2 separate regions of the Homo sapiens genome follow, and region 1 is linked to region 2. A link is a contact called in ENCODE Hi-C data. All regions are on one chromosome and are shown on one strand. The core of a region is the stretch at or near the end of the contact, and the rest is flanking DNA. Distances in the headings are between cores, read along the strand shown.

Region 1 (5,543 bases), core at 2,051-4,550, 900 kb after region 2:
TCTTGTCTGTTTTGGGCTGCTATGAGAGAATACCATAGACTGAGTAATTTATAAACAACAGAAATTTGGTTTTTTCACAGTTCTGGAGGCTGGGAAGTCCAAAATCCAGGGGCCATTAGATTCATTGTCAGGTGAGTGTCTGGTCTCTGTTTCCAAGATGTCGCCTTGAAGGCTGCATCTTCCAGAGAGGAGGAGTGCTGTGTCCTCACATGGCAGGAGACTGAAGGGCAAAAGGAGTCTAACTTCCTCCATCATTCCTTTTTCTAAGCATATTTAATCCTATTCATGAAGGCAGAGCCCTCATAGCCTAATCACCTCCAAAAGTCCCCACCTCTTAATACTATCACATTTGTAATATTTGATTTCTGGAGGGGATACATTCAAACCATAGCAGATGCTCATGAAAGTAGAAACAGTGGCTAATGCCAGAGAAAGAAGCTGAGGATCTGGGAAGTCTTACTTGTGGATTTTACGTTGTATGTTCCATTCCCACATGTAAATAAATGAGTTAATTGAAATGGAAGAAAATGAGGAAAGATGGAGAATTGTGTCATGGAACAATGGACAGCAGTCATAACATAATGGGTGAAAACAAAGCTCAAATACATGAGGATGATTATATCTTTAATAGCATCTCGAAGCTGTAAGAGATCATCAAGTCTTGACTTCTATGTTAAAAAAGAAAGAAAACTGATGACCCATATTTAAACTGAGGCATGTGACATTTCTGCTCTACTCAGCACTCTTCACTCATCTAACAAAAATTCATTATGGCTTCTTATGTTCCAGGCACTGGGCTAGGTGTTTAAGGAAGACAGAGGGAGGAAATAAAAATTTTTATAAAACAGTCTTTGTCCTCAAGCAGCTCACAGGGCAGAGAGACCCTGACAGAGTAGAGACTTCATGAAGAGTGGGGATGGGAAGGGCATTCTCTCCACACGCATCCCTGTCCCACCTCGGAGATTTCCTCCTCAGAACGCTACCTCTTACTGCTTTCCTGTCTCACTCTTTCCAGCTCTCAGTTTAGAAGGTGTTTCCTCAGAGCACCCTTGCTGACCTCTCAAGTCTGGTGAATGGCCCTTCTCACTGGTGCCTGGATGCCCTGTGTGCTCCTGTCATGCACACAACACAGCATAGTAAAATGCCTGGTGTATGTGTTTGTCTTTTCAATACTCTGAGCTCTGCTCATTGGCAAATCTCAGGACATAGCACAAGATGTGGCCCCTAAACGTTAACTGAATGAACGAATGGAATCACTGGTATCTCTTTAGCTTGAAGAATAGAAAGCCCTTGTAGGACAAAGACGATTGGGAGAAATGTGAAGTCTGGCGTGGACTCTGTCAGAAGACAGAACTGAACCAATGGATGGACTTAGAAGAGAGAGACTTCGGTTTCACATCAGGAATGATATCATAGTCAGAACTCACCACACACATAATAGGTTAGATGAGGGAGGAGGGAGTCCTTCATTGCAGGAGTTTTAAAGGTAAATACAAGAAATGGGAGGCACTTGGCCTGGCGCGGTGGCTCAGGTCTGTTAATCCCAGCACTTTGGGAGGCCGAGGCCAGTGGATCACAAGGTCAGGAGTCGAGACCAGCCTGGTCAAGATGGTGAAACCCTGTTTCTACTAAAATAGAAAAATTAGCCGGGTGCGGTGGTGGGCACCTGTCATCCCAGCTAATTGGGAGGCTGAGGCAGAAGAATCACTTGAACCTGGGAGGCAGAGGTTGCAGCGAGCCAAGTTTGAGCCACTGAACTCTAGCCTGGGCGACAGAGCAAGACTCCGTCTAAAAAAAAAAAAAAAAAGAAAGAAATGGGAGGCACTGAGTTTCTGGCTCAGTTTGCTGATGCCAGAAATACAGAGATGACTGATCAGTAAAATCCACTAAAAAGTGTGTGACAGGTTTCTTTTTCCTTATATTTTTCTTTTTTAAATACAAAAGTAATACCAGCCCACTGAAAATTTGAAAAGTATATGGCATTAAAAAGAGAAAAATAACATCTGATAATCCAACAAGATAAACCCTCTAAAATTTTTCTCTTTTTAAATGAATATAGTTAAGCTTGAAATAGAATTTTAAATTTATCTTGATGTTTTACTCAACAACGTAGAAGCATCTTTTATGTCATTATTTTAAGTCACAAGCACTTTTAGTGATGATGATTAAAAGAACCATTTGTTTTTTCCTTACTGTTCCCTGTTTTTAGATTTTTGGCTAGTGTCTAATTTTTCCCTGTTATAAATAATGCTGAGATGAACAGAATATGTAGATTTCTAATAATTTGCAAATGAACAGCATATGAAAAACATGAGCAAAAATTTTGCAGTTATAATTACTCAACACGTTTTAAATAAATTACTTTTATTTTGAGCGTTCATTCTTAAATATGTTATAGGAAGTAAGTAAGAAGCATTCCTTACTCCTTAGAATTTTGTTTATAAATTAGTGATGAATTGGAAAGGGTAGCTTGCCCCTGGAATTCTCTGATAAGCACAGGTGATGAGGAAAATGGAAAAATCCAAGAATTCCTTTGTCTTTCCTTAATAGTCAGCTTTAAGTGCAGTGCAGGCGTGCCCTCTAGCGGCCAAATAAAAAATAAAGAAATACGGGAAACCTTCAGCATTGTAACAATCGCACGTCCCCATCTAGTGGCTAACGTGTGTAAATGCAGCTTTTCTAATCACAATAGCGAATGTTACTTGATTTATATTTGTCTCATGAGGTGAAGAACTGGGAGGAATCTTAGAGATCACGTATTTCAACTTCCTCACGGAGTGGCATGCAGGCAGCAGCCTTGGGAACCCCGATTGCCCCTCCTCACACCTGCCCATCACAGGACTCGGGCGACAGGGTGGTGAAGTCAGGCTGTGGCCCCAGCGGCGCCACGAGGCCGAAAACAGGCGCTCAGCCTCATCCCCGTGGCTGCAGAGTGCCAAGCGTCAGGTCCTGCGCTCTGGGCGCGGGTCAGGAGCAGCTGGCAAGGGCAGCGCAGCCTGTGGGGCCCTTGGGCGCGGCCGGCCGCAGCTCCGGGAAGCCACGTCAGCCCACGGGCGCTGCAGCTGCAGCCGCCACCAGCACATGGAGCAGGGGTCCCCGAGGATTGGGAATCCCCGACCAGGCCTGCGCCTCCAGCCGCGCGGACCCCGGGGCCAGCCTGGCCGCGGCAAGTCAGGCAGTCTGCGGCAGGAGCGCCGGGCATGGGCTTCCGCCGGGGGTGCAGGAGGCGCGCACCCTCCGGCCGGATGGGGGCGCACTCAGGGCCCAGGAGGCCATCCCACGGGAGCCCCGCCAGCCCCCGCCGGAGCCCGAGCTGCAGTGCCGCCTACAAGTGGTGCGCTGGCTGCAGCTGTGGCAACCCCGGATCCCGTCCTCCCGCCTCGCACCCATCAGCGCGGACCCCGGGGGCGACGCAGTGGCGAAGTGGGGCTGTGGGCCCAGCGGTGGCACCAGGCGGAGAAGCACCACTCAACCCCATCCCTGGGCTGCAGAGGGCCCAGCGCGGGGGACTCCGAGCGTCGGGAGCCTGTGGAAGAGAAGAGCGCGCGGGCGACAGTTAAACAGGCCCTGGGGCAGGGCGCGCCTCGCGCTCCAGGGAGCCCCGCCCTCCCGCGGCACCTCCGCAGCAACCGCCGCCTGCACTGGGCGCGCGAGAGCTGCTAGGGCGGTTTCTCTGCCTCGGGCCTGTTGGGCAGGGCCGGCTAAGGTGCGCGTGCTCGCTGGTTCTAACCCTTCTGTTGGGCGTTTCTGCTGAGAGGCGGGAGGCGCTGAGAGTCTGTGCGGAGGTCCGTGGACAGACTGCTTTGCTCGTTGTTGCTCTTCGGAGGCGGCGATCCCCGAAGGCGAGCTGAAATACGGCTGCAGGCTACAATTTGCAGCCGACGATTATGGAAGACGGCAAGCGGGAGAGGTGGCCCACCCTCATGGAGCGCTTGTGCTCGGATGGCTTCGCATTTCCCCAATACCCCATTAAACCGTATCATCTGAAGAGGATCCACAGAGCTGTCTTACATGGTAATCTAGAGAAACTGAAGTACCTTCTGCTCACGTATTATGACGCCAATAAGAGAGACAGGAAGGAAAGGTAATGGGGGCCGGGAGCCGGGGCTGCGGGAGGAGGCCTGTGGATGTGGAGAAGTACCCCTTTCCAGGCTGAGGGCTGCGGGGCGGATGGTCCGGGGCTCGGGGTTTGGACGGGGGCTAGGGGGTGCCCGGCTGGGGTGGGAGTGAGTGGAGCGGGGCCTGGGGAGTGGCGGTATATGGGGTGGCGGGGTGTGGAGTGAGTTGGGGGATGGGAGTGGGGAGTAGGGGGTGCATGGGGTGGGGGCGTGAATGGGCTGAGGTGGACGGAATGAAGGCTTGGGGGGTAGGGGCGTGGACGGTGTGGGGTGGGGAGATGGGGTGAGGGTTCAATGGGATAGAGGACTGGAGGTGGGGGTGAGGGGTGGGGGTGAATGGGGTGGGGGAAAGGGGTGCAGAGGTGAGGGGGGCGAGTCCTGTCACCAAAGGGGCTGGACTTTCTTTCCTGGCAGGCTCAGCCGCACCTGGGATGTGGAAACCTTGGCGGGGGCGAGCACCCAGGTCATTTTCACAAGCAGCAAAACAAAAACAAAACTTCAGCTGGTTTCCAATCACTCACCATGCTGCTTCTTTATAAATCATTTTAAAGTGATTTCACTAATAAAATTCAGCATGTACAGCGTTTTATTTTTAACGTGCACATTTTAAAGCATAATGTTACATACATTATGGAAAGGTGCATAATGAGAGAAATCATTTCCATAATATATCAACTTCCTGGCTAAAAATTCTTTGGATAAAAATCCAATATTTATTTGATATCAATGGACACCTATGTCAATTTGGTTTTCACTGAGGGACCTTAGAGGGAAACTTTGAAGTGGGAAGATGGTCTGTGTTCTTGAATAGAAAGACACATTTTTCTAAAGTTCTGAGCTCTTTCTGTGTTTATAAATTTTACATAATCCAAATAAAGTTATCAAAGTGTTAACATTTTTGAATTACTCATGCTGTCTTTTACTATTGTGACGACATCAAGAAAACTTTTGAAATGGAGTCAAAAAAGACTTGCCTTTCTAGATATGAAAATGTGCTGTTAATTTCCACAAGTTATTTACTAACAGCTGAAACAACAAATCAGTGAATGGAACAGGTTAGAAAATCCAGGAACACACCAATATGTGTAAGAATTTATTAGGTTGGTGCAAAAGCAATTGCGGTTTTTGCCGCAATTACAAGTAATGGCGAAAGCCGCAATTGCCTTTGCACCAATCTAATAGAATTGGATAATGGTGACATTTCATATTAGTAGGAAAAGATGAATTACTCATAAATGAAGTGCCTGCTAACTATTTGGAGAAATCTGGCTAGATTTTTATGTCACAGAAATAAATTCGTTATGGAATGTAGATTAAAAATTTTAAATGCACAAAATAAGAAAGATAACAGAAAAAAACACAAATGCCTACTTATATTGATGCATGTTTATATTCCTACAAATATCACAAGCACACATTCTGAAG
Region 2 (4,947 bases), core at 281-2,780:
TTAGAAGTTTTCTTCCTATTCTTTTATTTCCCACACCCAAGAGACTGTGATTATAACCAATGGCCAAGTAGCAAAAGAATACTAATAGGAACTAGGCAAAATACCTATCACGCTTTGATAGCTTAACTTTTTTGTGAATAAGGTTGTTTGTGGTTATTATTTTAAGTTGCATTTATAAAAGTTATCTTTCCTGCTAGGAAAAGTATTCCCAGTTCTTAAGATAGACTTGCATTTACCCACAATTCATAGTGTGGCACAAATAGCTGCCTGGCATCTGGGTGTTACACCTCCCACACAGGCCATGGTATAAACTTTATTGGGGTATTTCCATTTTTAACCTAACAAAAAATGTGGAATAACAGGTTGTTTCCCTGTGGAGGAAATATCAAGAATAAACAGGCGAGTGTGGAATCTGCGGAGGGAGGGGATTGTCTCTGGTTCCCGAAATCACGGCAAAGTACTTTCTGTGCAGGGAGGGCACAGTTTAAGAATATCTGTTGCAAAGAAAATACAGACACAAGGTAAACCAAAAACCAAAGCAAAGTTTCCCCATGACATTACCTGGAAACTACAGTCTCAGAACTACAGATTAACAAACGTAATCAATGGTACTGGGCTTTTCACAGTTTTGATGACGACAGCATGACTTCAGAGTCTAATGGGACACTATTCCCAAAGTTCTAGTTAACGTCGCAAAAATCTGACCTAATTCTTACAGGTTCAAATGTCTGGGCTGCTGGTTTGTGTAACCTGGACAAAATCGCTTCCAGGCTCTCAATTTTGCCACGAGTCACGATGACAGAGGGCTCTCCTGGCTTTTCTCACAGGCCTGAGTCCCATCTGGATTGAAGTCATTTTGCAAATAGCAGCCCACCACCCTTAGGCCAAATTTAAAATTTGTTTTGAATTTGCACCTTTCTGGTTGTGTTAAAGATTACAGATTACATGAACAAGGGCCTCCATGCCTTCGCTATCTAATTGATTTCTACAGTGTTGTTTCTTTACTGTCTTGCTCGCCCCACTCAAAGTCTCCCTCCTACACACCAGCCTACACACTTTCAGTTCTATTTTATAACCCGACAAATGCAAATTGACACACAGAGACAAATAACAACGCGGTTTGCTGAAGCAGGTTCAATCGACTGTATTGCCAATTAAAAGACCACCGGGTAAACAAGGGCCAACGACCACAGGGCAGGCCCCAGGGTTCACAAGCCCCCCCACCCCACGGCCCAGAAAGAGCTCGCCGCAGCGCCCACCTCTGCAACTCCTCCTCCTGGATCCTCTCCTCGTCCCAAACGAAGACGCCGGCTAACGCCGCCATCAAGGCAGAGGCATGGCCAGGACGGCCGTGCAGCCGGCGCCAGAGGCGGCCGAGGAGAACGCGGCGTGAGCTCTCGGAGTAGAGGCGGCCGTAGAGCTGCGCGATCTGCTGCGCGCGCCGCACGCGCAGGCCCGTGACGAAGCGGCACTGATTGGCCAGAAGCGCCAGCAGGCCCCCGCCCCGCGTCCCCGCCAGCCAGGCGGCCAGCAGCCTCCGCGGGAGCATGCCGCCTCCCGCAGGGCCCGCCGCGAGCTTCCGGGGCCCAAGGAACCAGTCCGGAGGGGCGCAGGCGGTGGTCGCAGCGTCCCCCTAAATGGCCGGCCACGAACCCGTCTCACGGTCCCGCGGCCAGGAGCCGCCGCTCATCTGTCTCTGCAGCCACCGCTGAGGAAGAGTCTCCTCTGAGGGGAGAGTCGGTCATGGCAGCAGACGCCGGGATGGCTCCGCGACTGCTACACCAGGCACTCCTGGGCCCGGGCAGCAGACCAGTCAGCCCTGTGGCTCCTCGGCGACCTCCAGCGGGCGCCCGGGGCCGGGATGCAGGGCGCGCGGACAGAAACGAGACAGACAGCTCAGGCCCAGCAGCACGCAAGCTCCCGCGCCTTCCGCGACTGCCACACGCGCGGCGCGCGCGCACCCTACTTTTTCTCCGCCACCTGGGCCGTGATTGGGCGCGACCTGGGCTCCTGGGTGCTCATTGGCGCCGTGAAGTGCTCGTCACCGCCCCCTCCTGCCCCTTCATGCATGCGCGGAGGCCGCCTGCTAGCAAGGTAGGTGGCTCGGCGGCGAGAGCCGTCAAGGGCGCATTGGAGAGTGACCCTCGGACCCGGCTGCCGCCGTCGCCGCCATCTTCCGGCCGTCCCAGCCCCGCCCCGCGGAGAAACCTGGCCAGGTTCCTGTTAGAATCCTGCCAGGTGTTAACTTGTTTTAAGAGGCCGGCACGCTGGCCCCCTTCTTTATTAGAGTGCAGGGTGGGGGCGGGGCTCCGCATGTCTCTGCGGGGGCTGGGGGCTCCCAGTGATAACCGCCATTGCAGAATTAAAACTGAGACAGTGAAAGAGATCTGACCTAACCAATTCCATCTTGCTTCTGTCCTTGTTCATTCCTGAGCTTAGGTGAACTAATTTTGGGAGGAACTTAGTTTATAGTTTAAAATAAAGAGGATAACAGCCCTTTCCCAAAACAAATCTTCTTATCTGGGAACTAGACTGCCTTTGTAGGACTAATAAGTTAGCCATAAGATTGGAAATTATGGTTTAGGAGTCATGCAGCTGGAGGCTACGATATTGTGATCCCCCTAAACTGCTCTTAAGATCAGTGCTTGAGATATTTTGCTGACCCCGCACTGGTTGGATCCTGGCACCACCCAGATGGATAAACTGGCTCATCTGACCTTGTGGCCCCCACCCAGGAACCAACTCAGTGCAAGAGGACAGCTTCAATTCCCTATTATTTCATCTCGACCCAACCAGTCAACACTCTGGACTCACTGGCCTTCCCCCACCCACCAAATTATCCTTAAACACTCTGATCCCGGAATGCTAAGGGAGACTGATTGAGTAATGTTGAAACAAACTCCAGTCTCATAGTGGGCTCTGCGTGAATTACTCTTTATTGCAGTTCCCCTGTCTTGATAAATCGGCTCTGTCTAGGCAGTGGGCAAGGTGAACCCATTGTACGGTTACAAATTTGGGGGTTCGTCTGGGATACCCCTTGTGGCTACCTGTCCATGGTTCGGTAGCCCCACCTCTGGTGACAGATCCAGAGGCCAGCCTAAGCGGCCACATAGTTCTCTTGGACTAGGGGCTAACTCTGGCACCGTCTCTGCCAGTGGGGCACTGCTAGCCCAATATGCATGGACTTAATCGCAATGGAGAAATAGTCCTGGGGAGACATCCCATAACTGTAGCCCTGTCACAGGGTATCTGTAGCTCCATAGCGGGGCGCTGTAGCCAGGTCATGGAGTGTCTGTAGCTATAGCCCCATCATGGGGTGGCAGGTTGCTGAGTATCCTAGGTGCTGCCAGTGCCTCCTTCCTTCTCCGGACTGATTCTGTAGCCACATGGTGGGTGTCTGTAGCTCCACCATGGGGTGTCTGTCTCAGTTTGGCTCCTGGGGCATCCCAGTTGGCTGTCCCTAACTAGGAAGAGTCTTGGTTCGGGAGACTTCTCAATCAGGAATATTTCAGGGAGATTTGTCAGATGGAGAATAGGAGGATAGTTTGGAAGGGGTACTCTTGGAGTTCTTGGTTAGGGACCTTAATTTGGAAGGCCTTCTGTCTGTCTTGTCTTCGTGTGTGTGTTTGTATATATGGAGGGGATCTCTGAAGGAATTGCTGATGAAAATCCAGCAGGCCTAACTTGGAGAACACTCCTTATTTATCTAGTCACATTCAGTGAGCCCTGAAAGAAGTTTAACAGGCCTGATTCAGGGTGACTGCTCAGAGACCACCCATTGAATTCACGATTCAATGACCCACCGTGCCTGGCCTTAAAAGGATTTTTTCTTAGAAAAAAGAGCTCTAGGCCGGGCATGGTGGCTCACACTTTTAATCCCAGCACTTTGGGAGGCCAAGGCGGGCGGATCACGAGGTCAGAAGATCCAGACCATCCTGGCTAACACGGTGAAACCTCGTCTCTACTAAAAATACAAAAAATTAGCCGGGCGTGGTAGTGGGCACCTGTAATCCTAGCTACTCGGGAGGCTGAGGCAGGAGAATGGCGTGAACCCGGGAGGTGGAGCTTGCAGCAGTGAGCCGAGATCGCGCCACTACACTCCACCCTGGGCGACAGAGCGAGACTCCGTCTCAAAAAAAAAAAAAACAAAGTTGACTTATAGAGCCAATAAGCCAAAAAATTGACTTATAGAGCCCCTTGGGAAATCTGGCCTCATACTATGTCAACACAGTCCCTGTACGAGGTTCCTGACCTGTGGTAAGTAAAGAATGTCACTTTCTAACAGGCTCAGGAGACCTAAGTTATCTTGACACCTCAAGAGGAGAGGAATTTACCCAACTCATAGGTATTCGAGGGTACAAACCCATGGCTGGGCTTGGCTTTAAAAAGGTCTTATCTAAGATTTCTTATGGAACAGAGTTCCATCAAAGCCAATTTTAAAAGCCTATGTGAAGGCCAGGCGCAGTGGCTCACACCTGTTATCCCAGCACTTTGGGAGGCCAAGGCAGGCAGATCACAATGTTAGGAGTTTGAGACTAGCCTGGCCAACATGGTGAAACCCTGTCTCTACTGAAAATACAAAAAGTTAGCTGGGCGTGGTGGCAGATACCTGTAATCCCAGATACTTGGAAGACTGAGGCAGGAGAATCGCCTGAGCCTGGGAGGCGGAGGTTGCAGTAAGCCACGATCGCACCACCGCACTCTAGCCTGGGCCACGAAGCAAGACTTCATCTCAAAAAAAAAAACAAAGCCTATGTGAAAAATAATTATTCTTGCTTCACTTTATGCAAATCATCAGGCCAAGTACAATAAGACTGCGGTTTATTTTGTAAACAAATCAGTTCTATCATGATTTGTTTTTAGTAAAAATGGGAACTGGAGAGAGAAAAATTATGCTTCAGAAGAAAAACTGTGGTACACCTTTTGTTAACTGTTCTTAAGTTTTTT

The links. Hi-C counts contacts between places; a loop is a spot of excess contacts on that map. Pooled maps may share reads with other maps.
Region 1: a pooled map shows a loop between it and region 2 (10-fold over the local background). The contact joins the promoter of ANKRD36 here to the promoter of STARD7-AS1 in region 2. A Hi-C loop is called at or near these places in 1 of 37 single-sample maps with no recorded cell type and 6 of 50 pooled maps.

What each region holds. Positions count from the first base shown.
Region 1 is chr2:97,109,853-97,115,395 of GRCh38, forward strand. It overlaps ANKRD36 (ankyrin repeat domain 36), which reads left to right and starts at 3,301. Exons shown (of 76, transcript NM_001354587.1): 1 at 3,301-4,084. The coding sequence starts at 3,888. RefSeq lists enhancers at 2,751-2,850, 3,811-4,040 and silencers at 3,101-3,480, 3,561-3,690.
Region 2 is chr2:96,206,886-96,211,832 of GRCh38, forward strand. It overlaps STARD7-AS1 (STARD7 antisense RNA 1), which reads left to right and starts at 1,531. Exons shown (of 4, transcript NR_046322.1): 1 at 1,531-2,094. STARD7 (StAR related lipid transfer domain containing 7) reads right to left here and starts at 1,942. Exons shown (of 8, transcript NM_020151.4): 1 at 1,260-1,942. The coding sequence starts at 1,549. RefSeq lists silencers at 1,359-1,618, 1,969-2,188 and an enhancer at 1,636-2,226.